Regions from separate parts of the Homo sapiens genome. Here region 2 is linked to region 1. A link is an interaction called in ENCODE POLR2A ChIA-PET data of the cell type or tissue named here. Cell type or tissue: PC-3. All regions are shown on one strand. Links, peaks and the distances in the headings refer to the core of each region. The heading gives the core; the rest is flanking DNA.

What was found. ChIA-PET counts read pairs that join two places held together with the same protein. Peaks named below come from ENCODE experiments on the same cell type or tissue, not always from the same donor. Only the 100,000 strongest peaks of a DNase experiment are listed, where the experiment ranks them.
Region 2: POLR2A ChIA-PET joins it to region 1 with 12 read pairs; 19 of 35 experiments call an interaction of 5 or more read pairs at or near these places.

What each region holds. Positions count from the first base shown.
Region 1 is chr6:13,683,558-13,700,272 of GRCh38, reverse strand. RANBP9 (RAN binding protein 9) reads left to right here. Exons shown (of 14, transcript NM_005493.3): 2 at 3,377-3,488. Among named protein-coding and RNA genes, the nearest start is that of RANBP9, 20 kb to the left of the region's middle. In PC-3, for the core only: no CTCF peak of the experiment used is centred there; no DNase peak of the experiment used is centred there.
Region 2 is chr6:13,596,714-13,613,428 of GRCh38, reverse strand. SIRT5 (sirtuin 5) reads right to left here. Exons shown (of 10, transcript NM_012241.5): 7 at 16,413-16,466; 8 at 14,274-14,397; 9 at 12,480-12,595; 10 at 1-1,639. The coding sequence ends at 1,564. LOC105374938 (a long non-coding RNA gene) reads left to right here and starts at 4,835. Exons shown (of 2, transcript XR_007059460.1): 1 at 4,835-6,998; 2 at 13,788-14,399. It overlaps LOC124901263 (a long non-coding RNA gene), which reads left to right. Exons shown (of 2, transcript XR_007059461.1): 1 at 1-2,020; 2 at 2,616-4,163. In PC-3, for the core only: no CTCF peak of the experiment used is centred there; no DNase peak of the experiment used is centred there.

The sequences.
Region 1 (16,715 bases), core at 4,478-12,477:
AGAAGGACGGCTGATTTATATTTCCAGAAAGGCACTGGCTGGCTGCATGTTGGCGACTGGAAGGGAGTGGGAATAGGGTAGAATGGTTTATTCAAACTCTTTCCATCAGATTGTTTGAATAAAAAGAGCTAAACTTGCTAGCCTTAGAATTAGGAAGTATTACATATGTTTTCTTCTAAAGCCACATAGAAAACACTTAATACTGAAGACTTTGTAGTTTTAAAAGTTTAAACTTTGGTAGTATGAGGTTGTTTTTTGGTTACCACAGAATTTGAGGTAATAATAAACTTTCAGGTGATGAGCATTGTTAGAAATAGGCCCTTTGCTGCTGATATTACAAGTTTGAGCATCCCAAATCTGAAATTCAAAATGCTTTCAGAATTCAAAACTTGATTTTTTATTTTTTTATTTTTGGGACAGAGTCTCACTCTATTGCTCAGGCTGGAGTGTAGTGGCGCTGTCAGGCCCTTGCAACTTCTGCCTCCCAAGTTCAAGCGATTCTTGTGCCTCAGCCTCCTGAGTAGCTGGGATTACAGGCGCACACTACCATGCCAGGCTAATTTTTGTATTTTTAGTACAGACAGGGTTTCACCATGTTGGCCAAGCTGGTCTTGAACTCCTGACCTCAAGTGATCGCCCGCCTCAGCCTCCCAAAGTGCTGGAATTACAGGCATGAGCCACCACGCCCGGCTCAAAGGAAATGCCCAATGAAACATTTTAGATTTTGGATTTTTGGATTTAGGATGCTCAACTGGTAAGTATGCACAAATATTGTAAAATCTGAAAAAAATCTAAAACACTTCTGGTCCCAAGCATGTCAGATAAGGGATACTCAACTTGGACTGGTCTCATTTAAGAAATAATATGAAACCTTATAATCTTGCATTTAAACTTTTCCTTATACCTTTTACATCTAATTTAAATTTTAATTTAAACATGAAACAAATCTTTTTAGTTTTAATATTTACAGAATTTATCTGCAATTAGTGAATCCTAACAAATATAATGGATCCTTGAAGATTTATAACTGGTACTTTATAGTAATTTTTGCATAATGGAAAAATGTATGGGATTTTAATTCATGCATGGATCTAATATATGTTTCTACCAATTTGGGGCTGGGTATATAATGTGTAAACATTTTATTTTTTTTTCTGTAGGCCCATGACAGATTACAGATTTCTTCATTTCAAAAAGTGAGGTTAAATAATACCTATTTCGTAAATGTTGAAAGAGAAAAATCCATACAAAAGCACCCAACTCTTTGAGAGACTGTTTACTTTCAAATATTGGTTTCTTTCTCTTTTCCCGTAGAAGTAGTCAGAATAGGACATGGGGATATGTGAAGTGATCCCCGAATGTTCATTGTAACTAAATCCTTCATGTGGGTTCAGAGCTCACACTAGATCAGGTTTCTTGAATTTAAATCCCAGCACAAATCCTGGTTTGGAATTCGCTTTTAGCAGTATGACTTTGGGCGAGTTTCATTATCTTCCCTTGGATTCCTCAACTGTGAAATGATAATAGATAGTACCTACCTCATGGGGTTGTTTTGGATATTAAATGAGTTAATAAACTTAATGCTCTTAGAGCAGTGCCTTTCACACGGTATTAAATATATGTAACTATTATTTGTTATTAAGAATACTTTGGGATTACTTTATCACTAAAAGTTTGGGTCACTCCCCTTAAAAAATCAGTGGATTTAGAACTGCAGTTAGATTTTGTTTAGATAGTTTTCTATAGATTTATTTGTAACAATCTAATTTTTAAATATGTAGTTTCCATGGCCTTTTCTCAGGTAACTTAATTATTTGAACATATTTTGACTGAAAAATGTGTTTTACTGCCACCATAATTAAATTTTATTAAAAAGTGACTAGTGCACAGACTTGTGCAATTGTTTCTTTTCTGCTGCTTAGCTCAGTGTAAATCTATTACCTGCATCATATGTTGAAGTAGTTTTGATGCATGTAAATACTGTTGCTTCCATTTTTGTCTTGCCTAGCCAAGCTTGTTGACTCCTTATGGTCACCAGGCTAAAAGAACTTCTGCCCATAACCCAAGTTTTCATGGTAATGGAAGGAGTGGCAGAATTCATTCCATTTTTTTGTGGGGGGAGTGGGGGGTGTGAACATGTACTAATTTGCATTGCAAGTGTAAACTTAAGTGTTTAATAGTAATAAGGCATGTGTTGGAAATTTGATAAATTTGGTCAAGTGTGTGGTAAGGGAGGATATGATCTCATTCATGTGTGATGATTGTATATCTTAAGATACAATTTTTGACTTACAAGAAGGTATTTAGTTTTAAAACAATCATAAATTTAAGGAGAATTCTGCTACCCATGAAGATAATTTTATAGTATGACTGAAAGATTAATGCGAAGTTTGTATTGCGTGGAGCATATTTAACTAGAACACCCCAATAATGATTTAGAGTATTGTTTCTCATGCAGTCCTTTTGGGGATATGGAGACTTGTCTCACTCATACTCTATGAGTACTTTCTGACATGCTACTTCAACTTCTTTCTTTATTCTTCCATGGTTTTGTGGACATATTTTCTCTTAATATTGTCTACATGCTAGCTTTCAAGGTAATTTGTGTCTTGGGCGAGAGGTAGGGGAAGTGATTGTGAGTTTAGCAAACCCTGTGGGATTAGAATTGAGGAATAGCTGGTTTAAAAAGTTTGAAAGCCATTATCTAAAAGATTTTCTAAAGTGTCAGCAGTGGCATGGTGTTACTTCTGTTGTTTAAAAAGAAAAAAATACGTTTAGAAATTAGATGTATTTCTCAATAAGCTATTATTGGCCCAAGAGATTTTATGAATCAGCTTTAATTAATAAGACTATACCAAAGAACAAAACTGTAAATTCTTAAGAAAGCTGTTTTGCCAATTCAATCTAATTGTGTAAGATTTCACTTAGAAATATACAATACAGATGCTTCTGGTTTAAAGAGCCAGGACTTTGGCAAGAGTGTACAGAAATTATATAAGTTATATGCAAATTTAGACCTGATAAAATTGAGATCTTTCTCTCATGTTCTTCATACAGCCTTTTTCCTCTTAAAAATATAGTGTACTCTATAATGTCTTTTATTTAATTTGCATAAAAGGCTGCTAGGTTCAATTTCCATATTTGGATTCTGCAATCTTAATAAAACTAGTAATAGTGTGAAGAGTTCTGTGGTTAACTTGGGCTATTTTGCATATTGGGTTCATGGTGATGATAAACGTTTTATTGAGTATTTGAACTGATAGGAGCAGAAATAATACATCATTCCAAAAACCTATATGTTCCTGAATTGTTTAAGGTTTTCATCTTTCAGTGAATATCTCATGTGACTTCTTTTTTCCTTCCTGTTTCTATGCAGGTCATGGCAAAACCCCAAAAGATGCCGCGTCAGTTCGAGCCACGCATCCAATACCAGCAGCCTGTGGGATTTATTATTTTGAAGTAAAAATTGTCAGTAAGGGAAGAGATGGGTAAGTAAATTTTGGTGAGAAAAATCGTTTGCTAGTTTTTTTGTTTTGGTTCATAATGTTTATGATGTAATTGGAAAGTTGGAATCCTGGAAATTTTGCTAATTGGAAAAGTGGAATCTGAATATTTCAGTATAACAGATTGGATCTGGTTATGCTTAAATACTAGCTGAAGTTAAAGCTTGAGTTGGTGATATTAACTAAGCTTTTCTGGTAGGTTTATTATTAAAATGGAGAATTTGGAATTAAGGAATGAAGGGATGGTGACTCATTTTCCATGACTTTTCTTACACTGCTTTTTCGTGAATTCTGCTAAGAAGTTAAATCCTCTCAAACTAGTAATCATAGTCAGTTGGTGATTCATAGGTATTTTACAGATGTTGGACTTAGAATTTTAGGTTTCAGCTGGGAAATGTGTATTTGTATGCTCTCAACTAGAGGAGATTTTCAAGGTTTAGGATGTGGTTTAGAAATTTCCAAATGAGAATTCCATGGTAGGGCCTGGAACCAAATTTTATATCATTGCTTTTCAGCTTGGGATTGGTGTGTGGTTTGTATGGGTATCAGAATTCACTTATGAGACTATTAAAAATATAGTAATTTTTGGGCCTTACCCCAAAAGTTCCTAAATTAGGATTTTCAGAAGTAGAGCTTTGGGCAAGATAGGCATTTTGAGAAAGCTCCACACTGAATTTTGGTGCCTATCCCTGGTTAAGCACTAATTACCTAGAATCATTGGATCTATCCTATAGTATTTCCTGATAACTTTATTGCATATCAGAGGTCTCTTAAAGCAGTCATAGGGTCTTTAGTTGAGTTACCAAGACAAAGCTTATTGAGCTGTGTGGATAAGTTGCCCTGTGAGGTCAGTCAGATGGACCTCAAATCAAACCCCTCTTAGTGGTCCTCCTGTGTTTAATTAACCAAATAAGTGTATTCAGTAGATTACTCCTTTATCGGCTGAATATTCTCGATGTCAACAGTATGAGCAACAGAAAATAAAAACTTGGAATTCAGTGACAGCTTTTTATGTAACTGCCTCAGTTTTCTTAGGGTAATCAAGCCAAAGAGAAAATCAGAGATGCCAAGGATAGAGTGGTTGAGAGAGGCCCATATTGAAATAGGCACACGATTGTCACCATTTCTCACTTTACAAGCTGTATAATCAGTAAGCTGATTCTTTTTATACTTCAAATTATATGAACTTGACCTCATATTTGGCTGCAAATACCCTGATGATTCTCAAATCTAATGCTACATCTTAGCTTATTCCCTCGAGCTCCAGACAATGTGTCTAACCAAATGTTTGCATTTGAATGTCCCACAGGCATTTAAATTTAGCTTGTTTAAAATCTTTTTCTGAAAAAAAAAAAAAAAAAAAAAAAACATTTGGTTGGTGGTTTCACTATTGCTAGAAACTTGAGAATTTCCTGCTTTTAACTTTTCTGTTCATCTCTACTGCCTCTCCCTTTGTCAGATCTCAATTATTTATCTGCTGAATTACTCTCAGATAGTTGGTTGATGGGTCTCCAGTTGCTGCCTGTTTTGCTCTTATTCTAGTCTATAACTGTTGTCAGGGTTCTTAGTAATAAAAAACTGAGTTGCCTCTACCCGTTTTTTGAGATATCTGTTGCTTCAAGGATAAAATGTAGAGCTTCTTAACAGGACCCCTCAGATCTGACTAGCTCTTGGGTCATTTTTCAGTCTCTTTGTAGCCAGGATACCTTACCCTTTTTCTTTTGTTTTTAAAATTAGGTATATTTTACACATAGTAAACTTTATTCTTTTTAGTGTACTGTTCTGTGAGTTTTGACAAACATGTATAGTCATATAACCAGCATCGCAGTTGATATGGGAGACTCCCCTTATCTGTGGGGGATACATTGCAAGACCCTTTGTGGATGCTTGAAACTGCAGATAGTACTGAACTCTATATATACTATGTTTTTTTTCAGTCTGATAATTGAGAGGGCTACTCAGTGACTAAAGGGCATGTGGTAAATACAGCGTTGATATGCTAGACAAAGGAATGATTCCCAGGTGGGGACAGGGCGGGACTGAATCCAATGGCATGAGATTTTATCATGTTATTCAGAATGGCATGCAGTTTAAAACTTACAAATTGCTTATTTCTGGAATTTTCCAATTAATATTTTTGGACCTCAGTTGACTGTGGGTAACTGAAACACTGAGGAAAGCAAAACCACAGATAAATGCGGACTGCTTTATATAGAACAGCTCTATCATCCCCCAAAATTCTGCCATACTCTTTTGTAGACAACCCTTCCCCATATCTAGCTCCTGGTAACTGTTGACTGGTTTTCTGTCTCTATAGTTTGTCCATTTCAAGAATGGCATATAAATGGAATCATATAGTTTGTAGCCTTTTAAGTCTGGTATCTTTCACTTAGCATAACACATTCGAGATTCCTCCCTGTTGTATATATTCATAGAACAGTCCTTTTAAATCTAATTTTGTAGATAAGTGAACCAAAGTTTGCTTACCCACTCCCCAGTTGAAGAACTTCTCAGTTTCCAGTTTTTTGGCTGGAACTGTAAACATGTATATACAGGTTTTTGTGTAAACATAAGTTTTCTTTTCACGAGTAAGTATCTAGGAGTGGGATTGCTGGATTGTAGTTAAGTGTATTTTTAACTTTGTAAGAAACTGCCAAATTGTTTCACAAAGTGGCTATACTAGTTTGCATTTTGTTCTTTTTGTTTGTTTGTTTTTGTTTTTTTCCTGAGCCAGAGTCTCGCTCTGTCACCCAGGCTGGAGTACAGTGGTGCAGTCTTGGCTCACTGCAACCTCTGCCTCCCGGGTTCAAGCAATTCTCCTGCCTCAGCCTCCCAAGTAGCTGGGATTACAGGCGCCCACCACCACACCTGGCTAATTTTTGTATTTTTAGTAGAGACAGGGTTTCACAATGTTGGCCAGGCTGGTCTCGAGCGCCTGACCTCAAATGATCCGCCTGCCTCAGCCTCCCAAAGTGCTGGGATTGCAGGCATGTGCCACAACACCCGGCCTCTAGCTTTTACATATATACGTTTTTCATATATACATTTTTTTCTCCTGAGCCAGACAGTAAGTTCCTTACAGACATAGTTCTTGTGTTTCATGTGCTTGTTGAGTGACAGAAACCAGCCATGCTGTGGAGGGATATGATATCTGCTGCCACCCCCGGCTAATCTTTTGTATTTTTAGTAGAGTCGGGGTTTCACCATGTTGCCCAGGCTGGTGTTGAACTCCTGAGCTCAGGTGATCTGTCCGCCTCGGCCTCCAAAAGTTCTGGGATTGCAGGTGTGAGCCACTGTGCCTGGCCCACTGGTTTGCATTTCTACCAGCAGTGTATGAGAGTTCCTGTTGATCTTAGCACTAGGTATTGTCATTTTTTTTTAAATTTTTAGCCATTATAATAGGTTTCTAGTGATTTCTTGCTGTGGTTTTAATTTATATTTCCCTAATGACTAATTATGTTGAAGAATCCCTAATTCTCACCTGCTCTTCACCTATAAGGTACCATTTGGAGTTCTCTGACTACGCATGCTGGCTTATATTTCTAGTTCCTTATGCATGCCCTTCCTTCACCTTCTCTTATCCCTTTCTCTATTTGCCTAGCTAATTAATTGGTCTTCAAGTCCTAGTTTAGGAGTACCTTTCTTATGGCATTTTCTCCTTAAAGTAGGAATATGCCTTTTCTATGCCTCCTTTACATTTTGGCCAGACTGTAATTATGATATTTGTATTGTTTCAATTGTCTGCTTACTGCCAACATGACCCTACAGATTTAAGAGTAAGGGACTATTTTAATTTCTATAACTCCAGTACTTAACTTATAGCTGGCTTTTAAAGGTATGAATAAATGAATGGATTAGAAGAAGTACTATTTCTTGTATGTTCTTGGAGAAAACTATTTTTTTGTTTGTTTTGTTTTGAGACAGAGTCTTGCTCTGTTGCCCAGGCTGGAGTGCAGTGGCACGATCTTGGCTCACTGTAACTTCCACCTCCTGGGTTCAAGCAATTCTGCCTGTCTCAGCCTTCCAAGTAGCTGGGATTACAGACATGTACCACCACACCTGGCTAATTTTTGTATTTTTGGTAGAGATGGGGTTTCACCCTGTTGCCCAGGCTGGTGTCAAACTCCTGACCTCAGGTGATCCGCCTGCCTCTGCCACCCAAAGTGCTGGGATTACAGGTGTGAGCCACTGTGCCCTGCCTTTTTGTTTTTTGTGTTTTTTTTTTTTTTTTTTTTTTTTTTTGAGACGGAGTTTCGCTCTTGTTGCCCAGGCTGGAGTGCGATGGTGTGATTTCAGCTCACTGTAACCTCTGCCTCCCAGGTTCAAGTGATTCTCCTGCCTCAGCCTTCCGAGTAGCTGGATTACAGGCATGCGCCACCACGGCCAGCTTATTTTGTGCTTTTAGTGTGTTTTGCCATGTTGGCCAAGCTGGTTTCGAACCCCTGACCTCAGGTGATCCACCCGCCTCGGCCTCCCAAAGTGCTGGGATTATAGGTGTGAGCCACCGCGCCTGGCCAAACTATTGTACTTCTTTGGTCACATTCATTTATCTCTCTGGTAAACGTGTCGAACAAAGTTCTAGGCCCAGCCCATTGTTTTTGGAAGCAAAGAACAATTCATTTATGAAAAAAAAGCAACTCATATTGCTAATTTTGGCCAACTAATGTTTTTCTGGAGAAAAGATTATTTCCTAAAAATCTCAACATCTTTGTAAAGTATGGACCAGAAAGAGTAGCTGTTAGGAACCTTTTGTTTGCAGTGATGTGTGCCCATCTGAGAGTTTATTCTGCTTAATTTAAAACTGAATTTTCGCTGGGCACAGTGGCTCTAGCCTTTAGCACTTTGAGAGGCTGATGCCGGTGGATCATGAGGTCAGGAGTTCAAGACCAGCCTTGGCCAACATAGTGAAACCCCGTCTCTACTAAAAATACAAAAAATTAGCCAGGCGTGGTGGCAGGCACCTGTAATCCCAGCTACTTGGGGGGCTGGGGCAGGAGAATCGCTTGAACACAGGAGGCAGAGGTTGCAGTGAGCCGACATCACGCCACTGCACTCCGTCCCAGGTGACTGTGCGAGACTCAGTCTCAAAAACAAACAAACATACAAACAAACAAAAAAAAAACACTGAGTTTTCTTTTAAACAGTGTTTATCCCAGATCTCAGTTTTTAAAATAAATTGTCCTTGGCAACAAATTTTCTCATGAAATGGCAAGAGTTGGATGTGAATTGCCTCTTTCAATAGGGTAGAAAGAACTGGTGTTAATGTATTATGTGCTTGTAAAGACTTTTAATTCCTATGGTGTACGTTATTTCTAGGTTTACCCTGGAAAATTAGGAATATGACTGTCATGATTGTTACTTGTATTTCTTTATTGCCTAGAAAATGAGACCTGAAGAAAGTTCCTTTTATTGAGTGAAAGAATATATTTCATTTTCTGCCATGAGTTTTCATTTAAACTGAACCTAAGTTTTGTATATGTGCAGCTAAATAAATTTATTAGGACTAAATAGTCTTTAAATATTATTAATTTAAAAATAAAATCTAATGCATTTCACAAGAAAAATTAAATCACTTTATCTACATGACTTTTTTTTTTTTTTTTTTTGAGACGGAGTCTCTGTCACCCAGGTTGGAGTTCAGTGGCACAATCTTGGCTCACTGCAACCTCTGTCTCCTGGGTTCAAGGAATTCTCTTGTCTTAGTCTGTCCTAGTAGCTGGGATTACAGGTATGCCCCACCGCACCCAGCTAATTTTTGTATTTTCAGGAGAGATGGGGTTTCACCATGTTGGCCAGGCCGGTCTTGAACTCCTGACCTCAAAATGATCCACCCACCTCGGCCTCCCAAAGTGTTGGGATTACAGACGTGAGCCACCATGCCTGGCCCTGCATAACTTCTTTAGGGCATATATTTAACGGGTGTGTGTTTACTTTCCCTTCTTTTTAGTGATCATTGACCGTTGAGATGAATTTCTTTAAGGAGTCTGTATCTTAGGTACTTTCAGTTCAGGGATTTCATTCAAATTTTAAATTATGCATATTAATAGAGGCAGTGGACATACTGTTAATTCTAAATGTGAGAGAGAACAAAATTTTTATTTGAAAGTTTTTAGAATTATAATTTATTATGAATGGTATTTTTAGCTCTTCAAACAAAATATTGATGCCACTCTTTGACAGTGTTTCAGTAAGAACTGGCAAGTAATTCAGTCTCTCTGTTCTGTTCCTAAATTCTTCTGCTGATAATAAAGTGCACTCTTTCAGAATGTTCCTTTTATGCTTGCTGACTTTCTAGTTTATTTCTTGGCGGGGGAGGAGAACAAAGGTCTTTCTTCCTGTCTAGCTTTGAAAACTAGAAGGATCTTTCCTTCTAGGTTTGATTCGTTGTAAGCAGCAAATGGAAGCACAGGGTAAATGTGAACAAAGAGTAAACAATACATTTATTATAAGTAAGCAATATATTTATTTAACAAATATATGTTGAACACCTATGATATAGCACATCGTCAGCAGCTGAGTGGGGATAAGAAATTATTTTATTGATTTGTCTTATTCATAGTTCTTACTAGAGGACCTGACATTTAGTAGAAACTCAATTAATACAGTGAGTGAACTGAATGTGGTCCCTGCCCTTGAGGAAGATCAAATTTAGTGTAGTCATATGTCACTTAACTACGGAACATGTTCTAAGACATGAGTCATTGGGCGATGTTTTTTTATGAACATCGTAAAGGGTACTTATGTAAACCTAGATGGTATAGCCTACTACATACCTGGGCTGTACCTACTACATACCTGGTCTGTCCAACAGAGGACTACATACATAGTCCTTTGTTGACCAAACTGTTGGTATATGGTGTTTGGAAGATATGGTGGGACAAGGCAGGAAGCAGAAATATGCAACTCTTAAGACATAATATACTAAGTACTTAGAAATGAGACCATGTATGGGAAAACTGAGGAGAGAGTAATTAATTTTGGCTCAAGGAAATATTTATACAGGAAGTAGTAGTTGGTAGACCTTACAAAATGAGTAAGAATTTGAGAGGCCTTTTTGGGGAAGAACATTCCAGACTATGGTAAATGGCCAGAATAGTCTCACAGGAAGAGTGCAACTTTGTGGTCTTTGGCAGAGATACATGGTTCAGTATTGTTGGGGACTTGGATTATAAGGAAGAGTTATAAAAGTAAGAACAGGCTGAGTGTGGTGGCTCATGCCTGTAATCCCAACACTTAGAGAGCCCGAAGCGGGTGGATCACCTGAGATAAAGAGTTCGAGACTAGCCTGACCAACATATAGTGAAACCCCATCTCTACTAAAAAGTACAAAAATTAGCTGGGTGTGGTGGCACATGCCTGTAGTCACATCTACTTGGGGAGCCAAGGCAGAAGAATCGCTTGAACCCAGGATACAAAGGTTGCAGTGAGCCGAGATCACACCACTGCACTCCAGCCTAGCGACAGAGTGAGACTTCATCTCTCAAAAAAAAAAAAAAGGAAAAAAAGTGAGAATGGAATCAGATGTTATAGAGCCTTGATGATAGTTCTAGGGTGAAATATACTCTATAGGTAGAAGGGAGCTTTCAGTTTTTTGTTTTGTTTTGTTTTTGTTTGCAGCAGAGTCTTGCTCTGTCACCCAGGCTGTAGTACAGTGGCACAATCAAGGCTCTCTGTAGCCTTGACCTCCCTTACTTAAGTGATCCTCCTGCTTCAGCTTAGCCTCCCAGGTAGCTGGGACTATGGGTGTGCGTCACCATGCCCAGCATTTTTTTTTTTTTTTTTTTTTTGTGGAGATGGGTCTCGGTATGTTGCACAGGCTGGTCTTGAACTCCTGGCCTCAAGCTATCCTCCTGCCTCCCTAAGTGTTGGGATTACAGGCATGAGTCACTGCACCCAGACTGCCTTCAATCTTTTTGAGTAGGGAAGATATATGATACCTGCTTTAGAAAGATAATACAAAGTGGGGAGAGGATGAAGTGTGTGATGGCGGTCTGCAAGACTGCTACAGAGTTTACGGGCTAGGGCTAGGAGTTAGGTTGTGAGGCGGTTGCCTGAGGATAGAGTGTGATAGAGATTTAAAAAAAAAAATAACAGGAGGAAAATAACAGACGAGGAGATTTAGTTTGTCGAGTACCTGTTATGTGCCAGATACTGTGCTAAGAACCTAGGATTGACAGAGATGGAGACAGGGCTGTAAACATGGCTGAGAAAGGGTACCTACTTTCCAGAAGTTTGCAGGTAAGAAGGGAAATGAACATGTAAGTAACTAATAAAATCCAGTATGAGATACACAGTAGTAGACATATAAACAAATTAGAGAAGTATGTTGGAGGAGGTAACCAACACTGTTGGAAGACAGGGTGGTGATCAGGGAAGTCTATCTAGGAAGCTTACATAAAATTACAGAAGAGGAATACAGTTAAACATAAGCTTCTCTGTCCTTCAGTTGCTCAGGTATCCTTCACAAGATAGGATATGAACAGAGATGTTAAAGATTAGTAGCTGTTTTAGAAGCTGACTAGTTACTTTTGTTGAGAAATATAGTGGAGATGTAAATCTTGGCTCTGCTACTTAACTGGTTCTGTGGTTTTGTATTTTTTGACAGACTCTCTCAGTCTGTGAAAAGGAAATAATAGTGCCAACCTCATAAGACTAAATTACATAACTCACTTAAAGCACTTATTAGAGTACCTGGTGTGAAGCAAACTCAAGGTAGCTTGATGCTGCTCTGAAAAAAGATGCCTGGTGCACAGCAAACTCGTGTCTTCTTGCTGCTGCTGTTGCTGCTGGCTGCTGCCACTGCTGCTGCTGGAGGAAGCTCAGCATAAAGTTTTGTGGGAGGAATGTGTCTGGAGATGATCATGAAGGGACTTCTAATGCTAATGGGTGTTACCTTTTATCTTTCAGGTGCTAGTTTTAAGCAAGGGAATTATATGGTTGGATTTGCTTTTTAGGTGGGTTATCTGAGGGTAATATGGAAAATAGATCTGAGACTGACTTCTAGAGATCAGTTGGGTTATTGTAATAATAAATTGAGGGTTTAATCTGTGTGGTGGGGTTGTAGAGGAAAGTAGACAGATTTGTTAACTAATTAGGACTTAATTTTTTACATGAAATCTGTCTTTATTTCCTTGATTAGGAAGTAGGAGTAGTAAGCACGTAAAGGTAGTTGTTGAGAGAATGTTAAGAATGACTCCCTAGCTTTTGTCTTAGAAGATTAAATGGATAGTGATGTGACTAAATACATCAGAAAATACCAGAAGAGGATTTTTTTTTTTTTAAGAGATAGGGCCTCACTTTGTTGCCCAGGCTGGAGTGCAGTTGTGTGATCATAGCTCACTGCAGCCTCAAATTCCTGGGCTCAAGGGATCCTCCTGCCTCAGCCTCCCAAAGTACTGGGATTACAGTTGTGAGCCATCACACCTGGCCAGGAAGTGGATCTTTAAAGAAGATGATGATGAGAACAGTGTTTGAGCTGCTAGGGGAATCCCAGAAAATTAATAGCAAAGGCTTTGACTAAAAATAAATGGGATTTAGGAGAGTAGGGCTGAAGGTAGATTTTGGAGTGGTCAGAAGGTTAAGTTGTTAAAGCCATGGGAATTGATAGGATCACCCAAGTATGTAATGTAACAAAAACAAAGAGGGCCTAGGGTGGACACCTGAAACACCATATTTAAAGGACATATAGAAGGAGGGAATTCGTCTGAGATTCTTTTCATGTACTTATGAATTTTTTAAAACAATTTCTTCTTGTTACATAATCATCTAAGATTCTATAAAAGAATGGTCAGAGAATTAGAAGGCAGATCCTAGGTGTTTTCAGAAGCCAAGGAAGTCAGTTCAAAGGAGGACTGCTAAGTCTCCACTGGTTTGTCATTTGGGGGGTTAATTAGTCCTTGTGATAGCAGTTTCCTTAAAATTGGGGTGATAGCAGGTGCAGTGTGTCAAAGAGAGGTAAGGAATGGAGATAATGTGCCAGTGGACTTAGTAGCTGTGTTGCTGTTGTGAGAAACAATAATTCACAACCCATTTAGAAAAGTAATACACTGCCAATTTGATAATTCAAGGCCAGGCGTGGTGGCTCATGCCTGTAATCCCAGCACTTTTGGCAGCTGAGGTGGGAGGATTGCCTGAGCCCAGTAGTTCGAGACCAGCTTGGGCAACAAAGCGAGACCCTGTTTATTAGGCTGGGCATGGTGGCTCATGCCTGTAATCCCGGCACTTTGGGAGGCTGAGGTGGGTGGATCACCTGAGGTCAGGAGTTCGAGACCAGCCTGGCCAACATGGTAAAACCCTGTCTCTACCCAAAATACAAAAAAATAGCTGGGCGTGGTGGCGCATTCCTGTACCCAGTTACTTGGGAGGCTGAGGCAGGAGAATCCCTTGAACCTGGGAGGCAGAGGCTGTAGTGAGCCAAGATCGCGCCGCTGCACTCCAGCTTGGGCAACAGAGCCAGACTCCATCTCAAAAAATAAATAAATAAATAAAAATAATAAAATTAGCCGGGTGTAGTGGCATGCACCTGTGGTCCCAGCTATATGAGAGGCTGAGCCAGGAAGATCGCTTGAGCCCAGGAGGTCAAGGCTGCAGTGAACTGTGTTTCTGTCACTACACTCCAGCCTAGGCTACAGAGTGAGACTCTATTTCGGGGGGCGGGGGGGGGGGGGGGAAGAAATTTTGGAAATTCAGGAAAGAAAAAAAAGTACAGAAAAAATGTAAGGGAGAAAACTAAACCATGATTTTTGTATAATTAATTGCTATCAATACTTCTGCTCGTTTCTTTCGGATTTTATATATACACTTATATTTTAAGCTTAGTTATACTCTTTTTTTTTTTTTTGAGACAGAGTCTCGCTCTGTTGCCAGGCTGGAGTGCAGTGGTGCAATTTCGGCTTACTGCAATCTCTGCTTCCCAGGTTCAAGCAATTCTCCCACCTCAGCCTCCCTCCCATTAGCTGGGACTACAGGCGCACACCACCACGCCCAGCTACTTTTTGTATTTTCAGTAGAGACAGGGTTTCACCATGTTGGCCAGGATGGTCTCGATCTCTTGACCTCGTGATCCTCCCACCTAGGCCTCCCAAAGTGTTGGGATTACAGGTGTGAGCCACCGCGCCCGGCCTGGTATCCTCTTTATACAGGTTTTTACATCCTGTGTTTATCATTGATTTATTTAGTATTTTTGGGGAGACAGGGTATTTCTCTGTTGCCCAGGCTGTAGTGCAGTGGCGCATTCATAGCTCACTGTAACCATAGCTCACTGTAAACTGTTGGGTTCAAGTGATCCTCCTGCCTCAGCCACTCGAGTAGCTAGGACTACAGAGATGTATCCTATGCCTGGCTTATTTTTGAATTTTTTTGTAGAGGATTATTATTGATTTATTTCTATGTAGCAGTTATAGTATGTTTCTTACATAATTATAAGCATTCTTCTATGAGATTAAAAGCTCTGAATATCTTTTTATTTTTGGCTGTGGCATAGTCTAAGTTTATTAAGGCACATCCATAGCTGTTCTCCTGTTGCCAGTTATTTAGATTGTTTTAATTCTTTCACTATTCTAAATACTCTTTTTTGCATGAAATTTGTCTTTATTTCCGTAGGAAAGATTTCTTGAAGTGGAATTATGGATCACAAGAAGGGGTATGCACATTTTTAAGGCTTATGATGCACATGGCCAAATTACTCTCCGGAAAAATTATTGCAATTTATGTTTGGGTGGGAGAGACCTTGTTGTATGTATATGCTGAGGAGAAGGAATCACTAGTGAGTCCAGGAGAAGGCTGAGGAGGCGAATGAGGCAAGTTTCTTTGCCCAGTAGGTGGGATATGGGGTTTTAAGTATAAATTAGGAAGGTGGGATGCTGTGCGGAATTTATTTATTGGCACTTATCACTACTTCTGGAAGCCTGTCTTGACAGCCTTTTCACCTCCAAACAAGATGAGGCTCCTCTGTTAACACCCTTTCACAGCATCTTGTACTTCCCCTTCATAGCATTTAATCACCTTCATAATTATTTATTTAAGATCTGTCCTACCCGTTAGAGTATCCCTTTAGGGAGGGCACAGACTTTTGTCTTTGCCACAGCTTTATCTGTGTCATCCTACACATAGATATTTAGTAAATGTTCATTGATCAGAGAAGTGAAGGTATTGAGGAACTGTGAGATTTAAAACCACAAATTTGTGACAGCGGTTTACATACTTACAATTTTTTACTATATACCCAGCTGGTTAGAGAGGAAAGTTGAATTGTATGATTGATGCAAAATGGGAAACTATAGGTTAGGTAAGTTGGAAGAACAATTGTAGTAATTGAGGTTACGGGTGAGGGAATATCTAAATGGACCATTTTAGTTCAGGCTGGGTAGGGAAAAAATGAAATCAGCACGGAGCTGATATACTCAGACAAAATGAGAGATTTATATATTGCTGTTTTTAGTGAGTTTTAAGGAGATGCAGAGGGATTTCTGAGGTGGATTTGCTGCATTTGGCTAAGTGTAGGGCATAACAATGAAAGACAAGAGAAGAAAATCTTTATCAGAGAGGCTTTTTTGGTCTGTTTTGTTTACTGCTATATCCATGTTGTGTAGAACAATGCCAGACACAAAATAGGTGCTGCATAAATATGTTAACTAAGTAGAGGTGGGTAGGGATAATAACATCTTTTCTTTTGTAATCCCCTAGCACTTGCTGTGCATAGTACAGAGTATAGATAGTCAATATTTATGGAATGAACAGAATGTGAGTCTTGGATTTTGGATATGTTCTAAAAACCATTAAGAATGGTAGGAGCCACATTTTTGGTGGAGAGAAAAATTGGTTATTTAAGAAGGTATGAAATATGGGAAAAGTGACCTAAAGATATATAACCATCATGTTTCTCAAATTATTCTTGAAGTGGTTATCTTTAGTGCAGTTTAAATCCCAAATCACCCTTACCTCTTACTCTGTCAGTTATTTTATACTTAACAAGTATAGGTGTTTTTTTTTTCCCAAGAAATTTTTTTTTCCAATTACAAGGTAATGCATTCTTAATGCAAAAGGGAAAATCAAATAAACAAATCCTGTGAAATAGAAAAAAAATAACATATTTTTAAAAGCATATACAATCCTACCACCTGGATTAATGGCAGTTGACATTTTGGAGTATATTCTCTCCAGCTTTTTTTCTCTATTAAAACTGCTTTCAACATTAGTCTAAGAAAGAAAAAT
Region 2 (16,715 bases), core at 1,717-9,716, 84 kb after region 1:
AATGGCCATGCCTCCCAGTCAGGCCTGTGACACCTGCTGGACAGCAGGCATTCCAAGGCCCCTAAGCACTGAGTTAGCTGGTAAAGGTTAAGGAAAAAGCTGTATTCTTACTACTTTACTCCAAGGTAGTAAAGTGTATGGAAGATGTACCTGACAGAAATAACTTAAGCATCCCCTGAGAATGACCCTGTATGGCAGATGCATCTGACAGCAATAACTTAAGAAGTGAGGGTTGCCACGTGGAGGCTGCTGAGGGGAGGGTGCTGAGTGAAAGTGCTATGTAAACTGCATGCTTTTTATAAGTGGTTGCAGTTCTGTCCAGCCCGCGGCCACTGGACCACCCTGTAAGGTTCCCCAAATAAACCCTATGTTTCCTTCACTAGCTCCAGGTCTCTTCTTTGGCCTCTTGAACCTGGTGCCATCCCTACTGAAGTTAACAGAGGTCTGGCCCAACCTAAGGGCATCATTTTTTAAAGTCCCATGGAAAAAACTCCCAGCAGAGTTCAGCATCTGGGAACGGTTGGCAGGCCCCACAGGAACCACAGCTTCTGCCTTTATGATGCTGAGAAACACTTCACTGTTGACTTCCCCCATCTAAGGGGGCCAGAGCTAAATTTTGGGCAGCTGTGTTTATCCTGGGGGTCCACATATTTGCATCATTCTTTCTTCTCATCGTGATGTTCTACCTTGTTGGTACTGTTCTCTTCCTTCTTTGTGTGAGTTCCTGTTGTGAGCTTCCCCTTGTTCACTGAGGTAATGTAGCCAAACAAGGTTAAAAAGCCCCCAGTAAGCCGGGTGCGGTGGCTCATGCCCGTAATCTCAGCACTTTGGGAGGCCGAGGCGGGCAGATCACCTGAGGTCGAGAGTTTAAGACCAGCCTGACCAACATGGAGAAACCCCGTCTCTACTAAAAATACAAAATTAGCTGGGTGTGGTGGTACATACCTGTAATCCCAGCTACTCATGAGGCTGAGGCAGGAGAATCTCTTGAACCCGGGAGGCGGAGGTTGCTGTGAGCTGAGATCGCACCACTGCACTCCAGCCTGGGCAACAAGAGTGAAACTCTGTCTCAAAAAAAAAAAAAAAAAGTCCCTAATAAAGCCATATCGTGGGGTAATGTCTTTATACAATAAATTACCTACTGTAGAGTGTGATTTTATTTTCCACTAAAACTTGTGCAAAAATCAGAATAGTAGGGTTTTTACCCCTTGACTTCTACTTTGCCCAGATAACAAAAATATAATCAGAATAACTATTTTTTTTAGACAATCTAATTTACAAAATTTTTCCCTCCCAATAACCAACCATACACATCAAAGATACCTCACGTTTCAGTTCAAACCAAATAATATGAATTAACTTTCCAGTTCTGTGACTTTTGAATGTGGGTGCTCTTTGCTACTTCTAAACCCCCATCACTTATCAACAGGTTGGATTCCAGCGAGGGAATCAGAGGCTATTTTTAGATTGTTCAGTACTCAGCTCACCACCCATAAGACCATTTCTCCTCTGCGTGTGGCCTAGTTCTTAGATATACTGTAATTTCTTTCTTCCCCAGGACACTTAAGAAACAGTTTCATTTTCATGACAGGCAAGGGCTTCAGGAAGAGTCGTTCCACAGGGTCCCTGGAAATGAAACCTGAAAGAGAAGAAGCAAATACAGCAGTTTTGAACTACAGGTTAGCAAAATGAATGCCCTACTTCAGCAAGCACTTATTTCTGAAGTAATAGCCGAAGTAAAACCCAAATTCTCATAAAGATGGTATTATGAATTTCCATGCCCACTTCTTTCAACTAGCTTCTAACAACTCTAGTTATAACACTTCACTATGGGCTGGGCTCTGTGACTGGGGGAATTTTGAGAAGCAAATGTCTAGAATTTATGTGCCATAAAGAAGAATTTTATTTCAAAGTGTAAGAGACATGATTACAAAGTGTATTCTGTTTGTTTTTTTCAAATCCTGAGAACCTATGCAAGTAAAGTGTATTTTGGGACTGTACTGCCAAACTCATTGAAATTGTAAGTATAAAATATACATGTATGTGTGTTATATATGTATTTTATATACATATATATGTTTTATGTGTATCTATATAACACGTATGTTTGGCATGTTATATATAGACACAATACATACTTTTTTGTGTATATATGTGTGTGTATATATATGTGTGTGTGTATGTGTGTGTGTATATATATATATATATATATATATATATACACACACACACATAAAACATTACAGCAGCATTCACAGGTAGTACTGAGAACAAGAGAAAAAAATACCCATGCACTATCTGACCACTAGGATCTCAGCTAAGTCAACGAGCCTCTCAAACCACCTGTTGAACTTTCTGACTAGCTTCTGAGGTGTAGTTAGAAAAAAGAGAAAGAGGAAGGAGAAAAAAGAAGAAAAATCATGGACTTTTGTTTAAAAAAACTATGAATAAGAAGCAAAAGCAGGACTTCCTCATGCATTATTAAAAGAAAACCAGTTGAGCACAATTAAAAATAGAAAAGGCATTTCCTCAGTGCAACTCATTTATATTATTTATTCTTGATACAATACAAATAGTGACTGCCTTATCCCTCAAATGCTTTGTTCTATCAACAGAGTGCCACTTAATGGACAGCCCAGACTACACGGCATCTCCAGTCCGTCTGCCCCCTGCCACGTGCTGAGCACTGACTTCCAGAAAGTTCCAGGCCAGTATGTGGTTATCCAGGAATTACTGCCAGCCATGGGGAGCGTTTAGGGAATTCCCAGATCCTCAATTTCCACCTCTTCTCTTTCTTAAGTGATTTCAAGTGCCCCTTTCCACATTCAGCCTTCTTCCGCCTTACAAAAGCAAGCTGGACCCCTCACCCATCCCAAATTTTACAATGATACCTCATCCCCGAGTGTGAAATAGAGGGAGTGTGAAACATATGGAGTACCAAATAGAGGGACGTCTGGAATACTGGTGTAGATCTGACACCTTCATATGTAAGTAGGCTGGTTTCATTCTTGCTTTCAATAAAGTTGAAAGAGGGTCGGAAAGGATTTTCAGTGAATAGATCGCTAAGTATGATACAAAATTACTCTGTGTATTTTGGCATACAACTTGGAAGGTGGTCCAAAATTGGAGTGGCAAGGCTATACCAAAATTTCTTTCATGGCTGGGCATAGTGACTCATGCCTAGAATCCCAGCACTTTGGGAGGCTGAGGCAGGAGGATCGCTTGAGGCTAGGAGTTCAAGACCAGTCTGGGCAACATGGCAAGACCCCGTCTCTACAAAAAGGTAACAGTAAAAACAACCATGCGTGGTGACACGAGCTTGTAGTCCCAGCAACTCCGGAAGCTGAGGCGAGAGGATCACTTGAGCCAGGAGTTTGAAGCTGCAGTGAGTTATGATTATACCACTGTACAGACTCCAGCCTGGGTGACAGAGGGAGCTCCCTCTCTTAAAAAAAAATAATTCCCTCATGCCTAGAGTTTAGGTGGCCCAGGTCTTTCAGTACTTACATCTATAAAAAACAACACTGAAGATTACAATTGACATTGAAAAAGTAAAATTTAGCTTGGCAGGTCAAAATCTGCCCAGCGATTCTTTGGATCAGAATAAAAGACACGGGTAAAGCCAGCTGCCAAGTTAATAGGAAACAATATATTTTCCCCTAGGACAAGCTGCAAAATGTCTTAATTCCATTCTTTGAGTGACTACTGCTTTTGGATTTTGTTCCTTAATATTATAAACTATTGGAAACATTGCTATTTGAAATTATAGCAGTAAAGAATGAAATATTCCTCTAGCCTTGAGGATCTAAGTCACTTTGATACTGAGAAGCAGCCTGGATTTCCAACCCAGGTGCAGAGCTTCAGATAAGGGATTTCTGGACACAACATTCCACGTTGATCTAAACTTGGTATTATAGTTTCTGGGGAAGTGGGACCCTGGCCTACTTTGCCAGCCAGACATGATGTTGACCCCTTTACATTGTACAGCCCTGCTAGTTGCTTGAGTCTATCAAAAACTACTTCATTCAAATTTCACTTAAACTTCACCCTCCCCCCAATTGCTTTAATAACTCCACCTTTCCCTTATTGGGAAACACTTCTCAGTTCTACGGGGGTCCGGTCTCCCTCATTGCATTAAATCAATAAACCTGATCTTGACAGAATACCGGTTTGTTTATGGTGACTACAGGAGGATTGGGTTAGAACAGGAGGAACTGTCTCCTTCCAACAATAGGTAACACTCAGCCATAGAAACATGGACCAATTAAAAGTTTATGCCCCATTCATCTATTAAGGATATATTTCCAGGCCAGGAGCAGTGGCTCACGCCTGTAATTCCAGCACTTTGGGAGACCGAGGTGGGCAAATCACTTGAGGTCAGGAGTTTGAGACCAGCCTGGCCAACATGGTGAAACCCTGTCTCTACTAAAAATACAAAAATTAGCTGGTCGTGGTGGCAGGCACCTGTGATCCCAACTACTCAGGAGGCTGAGGCAGAAGAATCGCTTGAATCCGGGAGGCAGAGGTTGCAGTGAGCTGAGACTGCACCCTGCACTCCAGCCTGAGCAACAAGAGCAAAACTCCATCTCAAAGAAAAAAAAAAAAAATCCAATAAAATTTTACTTGTTTGGAATTATTAATCTACATTTATATGTATTTTTTGTTTTTACAATTATGCACTGCAGATTAGTGATAATTCTATCTAGAAGATGTTTTAGTAAAGCATTTTTTAACATTTTAAGGAAATTGAAAAAATTAAATAATTCATATGATATTTTGCTGTAGAAGTATAATAGGTAGTCAGTAAAAGATTTTCTTTCTCTCTCTCTTTTTTTTTTTTTTTAAGACAGAGTCTCACTGTGTCACCCAGGCCGGAGTGCAGTGGCACGATCTTGGCTCACTGCAACTTCTGCCTCCCAGGCTCAAGGGATTCTCCCACCTCAGCCTCCCAAGTAGCCGGGATTACAGGTGTGGACCACCACGCCTGGCTAGTTTTTGTATTTTTAGTAGAGATGGGGTTTCGCCATGTTGGCCAGGCTGGTCCTGAACTCCTGGCCTCAAGTGATCCTCCAGCCTCAGCCTCCCAAAGTGCTGGGATTACAGGCATAAGCCATTGTACCTGGCCAGTAAAAGATTTTCATGCATAAAAATATATTACATTAGTATAAATTCTGTAGTAGTGATAGAATGGAAATACAAGTTCAAAGAGAAAAGAAAAAATGCAAAGTTTCCAATTGTTAAGGAAGGGCTTGTATATTTATTTTGTAAATGGATGGTGGTATGTACCAGATAGTTATAACATTCAGATTGGACTGGATACATTTTAAACAATGATATGGTAGTTTTTATTTTAAAATGTCAGTGTTTCAGCCAGGCACAGTGGCTCACACCTGTAATCCCAGCACTTTTAGGAGCTTGAGCTAGGCAGATTGCCTGATGTCAGTAGTTTGAGACCAGCCTGGGCAATGTGGTGAAAACCCGTCTCTACTAAAAAAAAAATACAAAAAATTAGCTGGGTGTGGTGGCGCACGCCTGTAGTCCTAGCTGCTTGGGAGGCTGAGGCAGGAGAATTGCTTGAACCAGGGAGGCGGAGGTTGCAGTGAGTCGAGATCGTGCCACTGCAGTCCAGCCTGGGCAACAGAGCCAGACTCTGTCTCAAACATCAATAAATAAATAAAATGGCAGTGTTTCCAATGCACTTGGAATCACATCTCCAACTATATTTGATTTAAAAAACCTTAGATGTCAACTTTTAAAATGGGAAAGGCAAACATGAACAGTGTTTGAAAGCCTCTTTCTAGCACACCTGTGCACTCTGCTGGCCCCCACCAGTTGTAGGACAACCACGACTACAGTGTTAGCTGCACATCTGCTCACGCCACTTGCATTGGTTAATGTAATCATCCTGCTGCATTTAAAATTACGTAATAAACTGCAAAAATAGAGCTGTTAAGAGAGTTATTTCTAGGAAAACTAGTTGAATGCTTGGGAAAGACATACTGAGTCACTAAATATAATTTGGTTAAATTAGGTGTAGGTGTAAAAGATGGGGGAAGACTGCTTCACATGTTTCTTTTCCTAAGTTCTTGCTCTCCTTTAAAAGAAAAAAAAAAAACAGACAAATATCAAAAACCAGAAGTTGTAATCCAGTGTTTGCCAAGGTTTCTTGGTAAGAATTACCTGGGTCATTTGCTAACTACACAGATAAACAGGCATCTTCCCCCTAGAAATTCTGATTCAGGAAGTCTAGGTGGGGGCCTTGGGATCTGATTTTCCTGGTTGTCTGTTTTGTTTTATAAAATAAGGGCTGGAGTCATTCGTATCTTCAGGGGTATTTGGGGAACACGAGGAAGATTATGGATACGACAAGAAAGGTGAGCTCCAATCAGCAGATCCCTACTCAAACAAAAGGCCTTTAGCTCTATTCCAAAAAAAAAAAAAAAAGCAGGCCAAGTGTGTTGGCTCACGCCTGTAATCCCAGCACTTCGGGAGGCTAAGGCAGGTGGATCTCTTGAGGCCAGGAGTTTGAGACCTGTCTGACCAACATGGTGAAATCCCGTCTCTACTAAAAATACAAAAATTAGCCAGGTGTGGTGGTGCACGCCTGTAATCCCAGCTACTCGGGAGGCTTAGGTGGGAGGACTGCTTGAGCCCGGGAGGCAAAGTTTCCAGTAAACCAAGATTGCGCCACTGCACTCCAGCCTGGGCAACAGAGCAAGACTCTGTCTTAAAACAAAACAAAACAAAAAACAAACAAAAAGCAAATGAAGGTAGATTTATGCTTTATATCAAAATGTTTAAAGTATGTATGTGTCCTTTTCTATTAGTCTTGTTTTCAGTGGCTTTTTGAATGAACAGACCAACTAAGCCCTGACTGCATGGACTAGGAGGGCTTCCCTACCCGCCCTTGACAGCACAGCCAGGGAGAGCGCTGGACTTCCCTAACACACACGGTCAACTATCGCTTCAAAGCAGTGACCTCTTCACACCCTAGATAGGTAACTATATAACCACAACAATCTATAAAACTCTTCTACCTAACAATTCCTTAGACTTCTAAACTCCAACAGCAGGTAGCTTGGGTGTCTTCCCTCCCCAGAGCCCCCAACTCCATTACTTTACTGCTCGCCTCTCCTGGGACTTCCTCACTCCACTCCAGCCACACTGAGGGGCCTCTGCTCCAGGTGGTCCCAGTGTCTGAAAAGCTCTTATCCCAGATTATGTCTTCGGCTGCCTCCTTCACCTCCTTCAAGTCTTTGCTCCAATCTCTTCTTAATGAGGTTTGTGCATCTTTACTTTGTGCAGTCTCTTAGCACCTGCTCACGTGCTGTAGAATGTGTACCTTATGTTCACTGCTTACCTGTCTGCCTCAACCACTAGAATATAATCTTTCCTTGGTAGATATTTGTTTTGTTTACTGATATATCCTATCTTAAGCACTTAGAAAAGTGTCTGATACATAGTGGATACTTACAAATATTTGTGGACTTTAATTAAATTCCAACATTTAGAGAAATTTAAAGATCAACAGGGCACAACATAGTGGCTGCAGGGCACAGTGGGCCAAAGGTGCTTTGAAGGCCCTGGCCACCAGCTCCCTGCAGCGACAGTCCCATTTTTGCCTCAGCGAATGTACAAATCCTACAAGCCAAGGCCCCCTGGGGTTGAGTAACAGTCAAAACACTGAGGTTTAAATTCAAAAATGCCTAGGGTTTATTGGAATAGTCAGGGTTTATCAGAAATCATCCAATATAAGCATCGGACATGGGGAAAACGACAAAACCAAAACTGGAACTAATTAACACCTTGAAAATAGAAATACATTCCTGTGGGAGGAGAATTCTATGCCTTTGTCACTAGATTAGAACTGGGGCAAAGAATCTGAACAACTTGTGTAAGGCCTAAGGTGTCTTGTGAGATCCAAATCCTTATTAAAATATAGGCAGCATTCTAGCTGCCTATTTAGGTAACAAAGAAAATCAGGTTAAAAGTAGCAGAGAACATTATTCCATTTTTTTTTTCTCCGTAACCTAGAGCAGGGGTTAGAAAACTTTTTCTGTAAAGGGCCACACAGGACATATTTTAGGCTTTGCAGACCAGCCAGTCTCTGTTGCAACTATTCACCTCTGTCATCCTAATGCAAAAGCAGCCACACACAATATACAAACATATGGCCACAGCTGTGTTCCAATGAAACCTTATTTACAGATACAGGTGGTGGGCAAATTTGGCCCACAGGCAGTAGTTTGCTGACCCCTGACCTAGGGTAAAGTTCAACCAAAATCTGTTAAGCACGAGATATACAATTCTGCCATTGTTAAGCTCTGTGTTTAAACAGTCCTCTCAATTGCTCCAGGGTTGGTTTCTGCCTTTGAAAAATTGAGTAGGATGAGATGACTATCACCAGCATCTCTTCTAAATGTCAGCTTTGATGATGCCAAGAAAAAAGCATTGCTGGCTTCATTGATCAGTTACTCCTTCATTGATGAGATGACAGTTCTTGTGGTCAGTCTGGTTGATAAGTAGCTTGCCAAATTGATAAGAATTTCTAACTAGCAAGTAGCCTGTTTGTTAGAGACAATCATAGGTTTTCAAGACAATATGAAGCTGAAGAATTTTGGCTGAAGTAGCAGCTGAAACAGGTCTGTGGTTTTAGGAGGCTTGACTTGAGCAGTGATATATATTACATGCCAAGAATCTCTCCTGAACTGGCAGGAAAAACCACCAAGTTCAGTTTCTTTCACATGAAGACACAGCCACCATATCCAAGGGATGCTGGGCCCCTGCTGCTCAGTCCATGGCATGGGAGGTGGGGGCCAACTCTAAACTTGGGTTGTGGAAATACTCCAGTTTTATTTTCTTCTTTTTCTCTATCTGCATTTTCTTGCTTTTCTACAATGATGACTTGTTTTAATTCTTTATAATAATTAGAGATGAGATGGAGATCAAATGACTGAAAAGAAACCACATTAGAAGAACCAAACTGGGGACATAGCTCAGGTCCTGCTTCACAAAGTTTATCCTGTCCCACTCTTCGAGTTTTCTGATGGTCTTTCAAACAGACAGGAGGCTTGAGCTGCCTAGCTCCGGTATTACTACGCTTAGTCATGCTAAGTGGCCCAGCTGCTCCACATAGGTGCCACAACACAAATCAGACGGAGGCTCAATGTGCATTTTTCAGGAGATAAGTTAGAAGATCATTTAACTTTTTATCTAACAGCTTTATTGAGATTTGATTCACATACAATCCACCTATTTCAAATATATAATTCAGTGGCTTTTAGTGTATTCACAGAATTATACAACCATCACCACAATCAACTTTAGAGCATTTTTAACAACCTCAAAGAAACTTGTTCTCATTAGCACCCACTCCCAATTCCTCCCTACTCCCAGCCAAAACAACCACTCATCTACCTTCTCTCTATTGATCTGCCTATTCTAGATATTTCGTATAAATGAAGTCATACCATATATGGTCTTTTATGACTGGCTTCTTTCACTTAGCATAACGTTTTCAAGGGTCATCCATGTAGTAGCATGTATGGATATCTCGTTCTTTTTATGGCTAAAATATAGTCCATTGTACAAACATACCAAATTTTATTTATTCATCCTTCAGTCGATGGACGTTTGGGTTGTTTCTACTTTTTCCATTAACAAGTTGCTATGAACATTTGTGTACAGATTTTTGTGTAGATGTATGATTTCATTTCTAGGACTATATACCAAGGAGTAGAATTGCTAGATCATATAGTAACCCTATATTTAAATGCCACATTGTTTTCTAAAATGACTGCGCCATTGTACATTCTCATCAGCCATGTATGAGGGTTCCAATTTCCTCACCAACACTTGTGATTTTCCTTTATCTTAAAAATTATAGCCACGCTTGTGGCTGTGAAGTGGTATCTCACTGTGGTTTTGCTACTGAACATCATTTCAATATGCTTATTGGCCATGTGTATATATTTGGAGAAATGTCTTTTCAAATATTTTGACCTGGTTTTTAATTGGATTGTCTTTTTATTATTTATAGTTGTAAGAGTTCTTTATATATCCTGGATACAAATCCCTTATCAAATATCAAATATTAGACTTACAAATATTTTCTCCGATTCTATGGGTTGTCTTTTTTTTTTTTTTTTTTTTGAGACGGAGTCTGGCTCTGTCGCCCAGGCTGGAGTGCAGTGGCGCGATCTCGGCTCACTGCAAGCTCCACCTCCCGGGTTCACGCCATTCTCCAGCCTCAGCCTCCCGAGTAGCTGGGACTACAGACGCCCACCACCACGCCCGGCTAATTTTTTGTATTTTTAGTAGAGACGGGGTTTCACCGTGTTAACCAGGATGGTCTCGATCTCCTGACCTCATGATCCACCTGCCTCGGCCTCCCAAAGTGCTGGGATTACAGGCGTGAGCCACCGCACCCGGCCTGTGGGTTGTCTTTTTACTTAATCGATGGTACCCATTGGAATACAGAAGTTTTAAATTTTGATAAAGTCCAATTTATCCATTTTTCTTATGTTACTTGCTCTTTTGGTGTCATATCTAAGAAAGCTTTAACCCAAGGTTACAAAGATTTACTCCTACATTTTCTTTTGACATTTTATACTTTTAGCTCTTACATTTAGGTCTATGATCCATTTTGGGTTATTTTTTGTAATGGTGTGACAGAGGGGTCCAAGCTTATTCTTTTGCATGTGGGTATCCAGCACTATTTCTTGAAAAAGACTGTATTTCATCAAATTGTCTTGCCACTCTTTTCAAAAATCAGTTGACCATGAATGTGAGGTTTGTTTTATTGTTCTGTTTTGTTTTGTTTTTTACTGGACTCTCAATTCTACTCCACTGATTCTATATATCTATCCTATGCCAGTGCCACACTGTCTTGATTACTGCAACTTTGTAGTAAGTTTTTTTTTTTTTTTGAGACGGAGTTTTACTCTTGTTGCCCAGGCTGGAGTGCAATGGCACAATCTCGGCTCACTGCAACCTCCCCCTCCCAGGTTCAAGCGATTCTCCTGCCTCAGCCTCCCAAGTAGCTGGGATTACAGGCATGTGCCATCATGCCTAGTTAATACATAGTAAGTTTTGAAATTGGGAAGTATGAGTTCTCCAACTTCATTTTTCATTTTGTTTTGGCTATTTTGGGTCCCTTGCATTTTCATATGAATTTTAGATTAATCTTTTCAATTAATTGCTGTCAAAAGCCAGTTGTGATTTTGATAGGGACTGAGTTGATTGAGCCCATAGATCAATTTGGGGAGCATTGCCATCTTAATCATATTAAGTTGTCCAATCCATGAACACTGGATATGTTTCCATTCATTTAGGCCTTCCTTATTTCTTTCAATAATGTTCTGTAGTTTTCAGAGTATAAGTTTTGCATAGGAGGCAATTTTTTTTTAAGGCTATCTTCTTAGTTCCTACTACTCACACACAGATGAAGAACTATGGATCAAGAACACAGGCTGTAGCTGATCAAAAAGACACATGGAAAAGAAGAGGCTCAGAGCCAGTTCACTCACTTGAGGAGGGGCCTACTGAAGTGTCTGTGGCCCCTTTTCTTTCTTTTTTCTTTTTTTTTTTTAAATCCCAGCAAAGACTTAGAAGAGTGGTTCCTATCCTGGCTGCACACAGGAATCACCTAGGAAGCTTATCAAAATGATGATGTCTGGGCTGCAACTCAGAGCAATGACATCGAAATTTCATGAGGTGGCACCCAGGCATCAGTATTTTTAAAATATGCAGCCAAGGTTGGAAACTGTTGATTAAAGTAATGACAAGATGGTTCAATGAAGTTTTCTATTTTATTCATTTATATTAATTTACTACTTATTTATATTCTAACTTATTCAAAAGGAATTAACTAGATGGACAAGAATTAGAGGTAAAAGCAAAAAAAAGTTGGGGTGAGAAAAAAGACAGAACATGGATGAAGAAATAAAACAGACCCAGGAATAAGACTAAAAATGCATACTATGACAATCTACACTTCCCACCCAAACTTGGGAAGCAGGATCAGTGTCATAATATGGCCACAGATACAAATAACCTTGGCGATTAGACCAAAGGGGTATCTGCCAGGTGGCCTCCCAGTAAGAACGGCAGGTGATGAGGTTCTGCAAGGGCATCTCCCAGGCTTACTTGCGGAGCATTTGGGTAACCTACAACTACAGGTCATCACTAAGTCTAGCTTAAAAATGTAAGGGAAAGCAAAGCCTAAGGAATCCAAGAAGAGCGTTCAAAATGTGAACAAACAAAAGTCCCACGGCAAATTTCGCATACAATGACAGAGCTACCCTACCTTAGTCTACAGTGAATGATTTTGTTCTTCCATAAAAGCAACTGCAGATCAAACAAAAAAACACAAACCCTATGTCTTTTTTAAAAATTAGAGGAGTAGGTCAACTATGTTTAGATGACCATGTCTGTACCTGCCTCCCACATCTCCCTCTCCCATCAGGGTATCCCAGTACCTGAATCTGTTCGTAGCTGGGGTGGTCTCCGTGTTAAATTCAGCCACTGGCACGCCCCTGGCAGCCACCTGGGGGGCAAACATGGCTGCTGGGTACACCACAGAGGAAGTGCCCACCTACAAGGCAAGTACACGGAGATGAACAAACAGCCAGACGACAAGGAGAAGGAACATTATTTCAGAAAACCTTACACAAACTCAGGCAGGTCTGTGGTTGCAGGTGTGAGAAAAGCCAAACAGGATGGGATAAAACAGGGTGTCCAAGGGACAAGGGAAAGTGAAGAGGTGTCCTTTGATCAATCACTAGAATCGAGAAGAATATGTGACATGAAAAGGAGAGTTATGCAAAGAGTGACATAGAAGTGACTCAATCAACATGTTTTGGGGTTAATTCTGGTTTTGTTTCTGCTTTTTAAAGTTAAACAAATGATCCATAACTTTTTAAAACATATTTTCTATCTTTTTGTTTAAGGTAGAAAATACGAAGAAAAAAACATACATATCATCCATAATCTTACCGCAAGATAACCACTGTTAACATTTTCATGTATGTCCTCTTAGGTTTTCTCTTATAAATATTTGCTTATAAACATTCTTTACAGGGATGGGAAGAGCATGACCTGTTTTGTAAACCGGCTTTTCTCATTTAACAATCCATCATCAACAGTGGCACTATACTCAACACTGGGAAGCATTCTTTAAATACTGGCTGAATGAATACGCACCACAAGAAAGTGCCTCTGCTTTTAAAGACGTGTCAAGAAAAATTTGAAATACGCATACAATCTGTCCAATGAATCCCACTTTTAGGAAATGTGTCCTAAGGAAATCATTTGAAGAGCATGCTAAGATTTCTATCTAAGGATATTCACGATATCATTGATTAAACTATCAAAATTTGAAATAGCCCAAATGTCTTACAGTAGAGAATTAGCTAAATATATCATTCCTTATCCATATATAACACCATACAGTCAATTGAAAGATGATATTGATTTAGACATATTGATATGGAACATGCTAAGTGAACTGCTGCGTGAACAAAGTAGTTTCAAAACAGAACATATGTCATGAACTCAGTTTTGAATTTTAATTAATACGTGTACATCTGCATAAGAAAAGGTTTAGACCAGAGGTGGGCAAACTTATTCTGAAAATGACCATACAGTAAATTTTTCAGGCTTTGCAGGCCATTCAATCTCTGTCACAAGTACTCAACTCTGCCACTTGTAGTTTGAAAGTAGTCATAGACAGTGTGTGGAAGAATGAGTGTGGCTGAGTTCCAATAAAACTTTATTTCCAAAAACAGGTAGCAGGCCCAATGTGGCCCAAAGGCTGCTGTTTGCTCACTCCTGGGTCTAGAAGAAAACATACTAAACTGCTAACGGTAACTATTTCTGGATAGCAGAACTATGGGCGATTTCTAATTTCCTCTTTATAATGTGATAATTTTTGCATGTTCTCAATTAAATTTAATCATAAGCATGTATTATTTAAAAAACCAATAGCATGTTCTTTTCTTTGTTTTTGGTGGGGCTGGGGGAGGAGGCTTTGAGATGCCCAAGACATGCATGGTTTCCTATTTTAATACAAATTCTTATTCATTGTTTCTCAGTTTTTCTATAGGATACCACAAAGACCTCTCAACATACATTTGAAGGAAAGGAAGAAATGGAGGGAGGAGAGAAGGCGGGAAGGAAAGAAGCAAGGGAGGGAGGAAGGAAAAGAGGAGAGGGGGAAGGAAAAAATAACAAACTCCAGTCCTGTCCTGGGGTTAGGGAAGGGCATGACCCACCACTAGACATAAATCACAGTGGGCGAGCTCTCTGTCAACCTCCTCCAGAATGGCAGGATCCAGGTTTTCTCCAAACCACACGACGTGAGGTCGCAGCAAGCCCCCGCAGCCTGCCTCTTCACACCTGGAAGAATGGGATCCTTAAGCCAACCCCGAGCCAAGTCTGCCCAGCTGGATCGGAGGGAGGCCAGGGGCTGCCCCAAACCTAGTACATCCAGATGGGTCACCTCTGATGCCTCTTATTCCCTACACCCTCCCTCCCAGCCTATATAAACTTGCCTTGCTTATGAAGCATCAGGTTTAATGGTCTTTTTTTTTTTTTTTTTTTTTGAGACGGAGTCTCACTCTGCTGCCCAGGCGGAAGTGCAATGCCATGGTCTCCGCTCACTGCAACCTCTGCCTCCCAGGTTCAAGCAATTCTGCCTCAGCCTCCCGAGCAGCTGGGACTACAGTCATGTGTGACCACACCCAGCTAATTTTCGTATTCTTAGTAGAGACATGTTTCACCACATTCGCCGGGCTGGTCTCAAACTGCTGACCTCAGGTGATCTGCCCTCCTCGGCCTCCCAAAGTGCTGGGATTACAGGCATGAGCCACCGCGCCCTGCAGAACTGTCCTTATTTTTTATCTTGTCTGTATGTACTTGATGTGCTGACACATTGTTTCAGCTAAGCTTTCCCAGTTCATTCATTATGCTCACATTTGTGCTCACAGCCACCCAGACCTGGGAGACATACTGGACTCAGATTTGCCTCCCACCCCAAGCATCCCCTAATTTCATCAATGACCTCCTTTCATGTTCTCTCAGGTTCATGTCTCTCTGGCCCAGTATGTAGCCAGCTTTCCTGTGTCCATTACTAAAAATCTCTCTTCTTTCACTCCCTCCTACCTCAGGGTTACCTTCTATACACCTCCTAAAACCATCCCCCAAACACCATTTTCATCATAGTAATCTCCTGCATCACAGGAATCCTCCAGGTCTACCTATTCCTTCAGAAGAAAACTTTTAATATTTAGCAATTAAAACCCTCATGAGGAAAATTTAAAAGGTTCTGTGGTTAAATAAGCCAGTAAAGCATTAACATACGTATTACAACCACTTTTTAGAAGGCAGCAATGTGGATTAAATGCTCTAAAAAGTCCTGCAGTAAAGCAAACATATTTTAACTTTGTTTAGTCTAACATTTCCATATTTATTTGAGTGCCTAACATGTTTTTTTCAAGTAATGTCTCAACGTAACATTAAATTAATGTTCTATGAAACACTTTTAGAAGTGCTGTTTTATTTTACCTTAAAAACACTCTAATCCAGCCGGGTGCAGTGGTTCACGCCTGTAATCCCAGCATGTTGGGAGGCTGAGGCGGGTGGATCATCTGAGGTCAAGAGCTCGAGACCAGCCTGGCCAACATGGCGAAACCTCATCCCTGCTAAAAACACAAAAAATAGCCAGGCGTGGTGGCGGGCGCCTATAATCCCAGCTACTCGGGAGGCTGAGGCAGAAGAATCACTTCAACCCAGGAGGTGGAGGTTGCAGTGAGCCAAGATCGTACCATTGCACTCCAGCCTGGGTGACAGAGTGAGATTCCATCTCAAAAAAAAATAAAATAAAATAAACACAACAAAAAAACTTCTAATCCAATTACAGGTTATAGAAGTGCTGTTTTAATGCCTGGTTTTGAAAAATTGGCATAAAAATCTTCCTTTTTTTTTTTTTTTTTTTTAATCTATGAACATTCTGTTTGGTCCTGTAACCTCTCCTATTCAGGTCCTTTCATTGCCTCCCTAACCCTGGATTAATAATGCCAGTGATGTTATTTGACCAGTTACAGGTCAGCCCCTATGCTTTCTGTACACTGGGTAACCACCTGTCGCACGACAGCTTCAGAAACTTTCCCGACCTCAAATGATCCTACCACAACACAAAGCAAAAAGAGGTTGGAAAAAAATCATTCTTTTCATCCTAATTTGGTTCATCCTTTGTCCTTTCACTTTTGGTCTCAGAGATCAAGCCTGGTTTTTACATTTGTGCATTTGATTTAAGAGGCGTCTTGCCAAATACATGTTTAGGTTTTGATGTCTGTTTTTTTTTTTGTTTTGGTAACCTGGAACACCAGTACAAATCAGAGTTTTCTACCTACCGGGGAAGTTTCTCAACTGGGATGCTGGCATCTTGAGTTCCAGGTTCTGGAGCACTGAAGTAAATAATATTAGAAAAGAAAGATTGTTATTGGCATAATAAAAAATAAAGAAACAACATAACTCAGTTTGTATATTTGCCTGGCAGTATGTGGTATAAAACTCCTAATTAATACATGCTCACTTGGAAGGGCATTAGAAGGAAGGACCCCAAGCCATTAATTACCAGTGGTGCTGGGCACAGTGGCTCATGCCTGTAATCCCAGCATTTGGTGAGGCCAAAGTGGGAGGACTGCTTGAGGCCA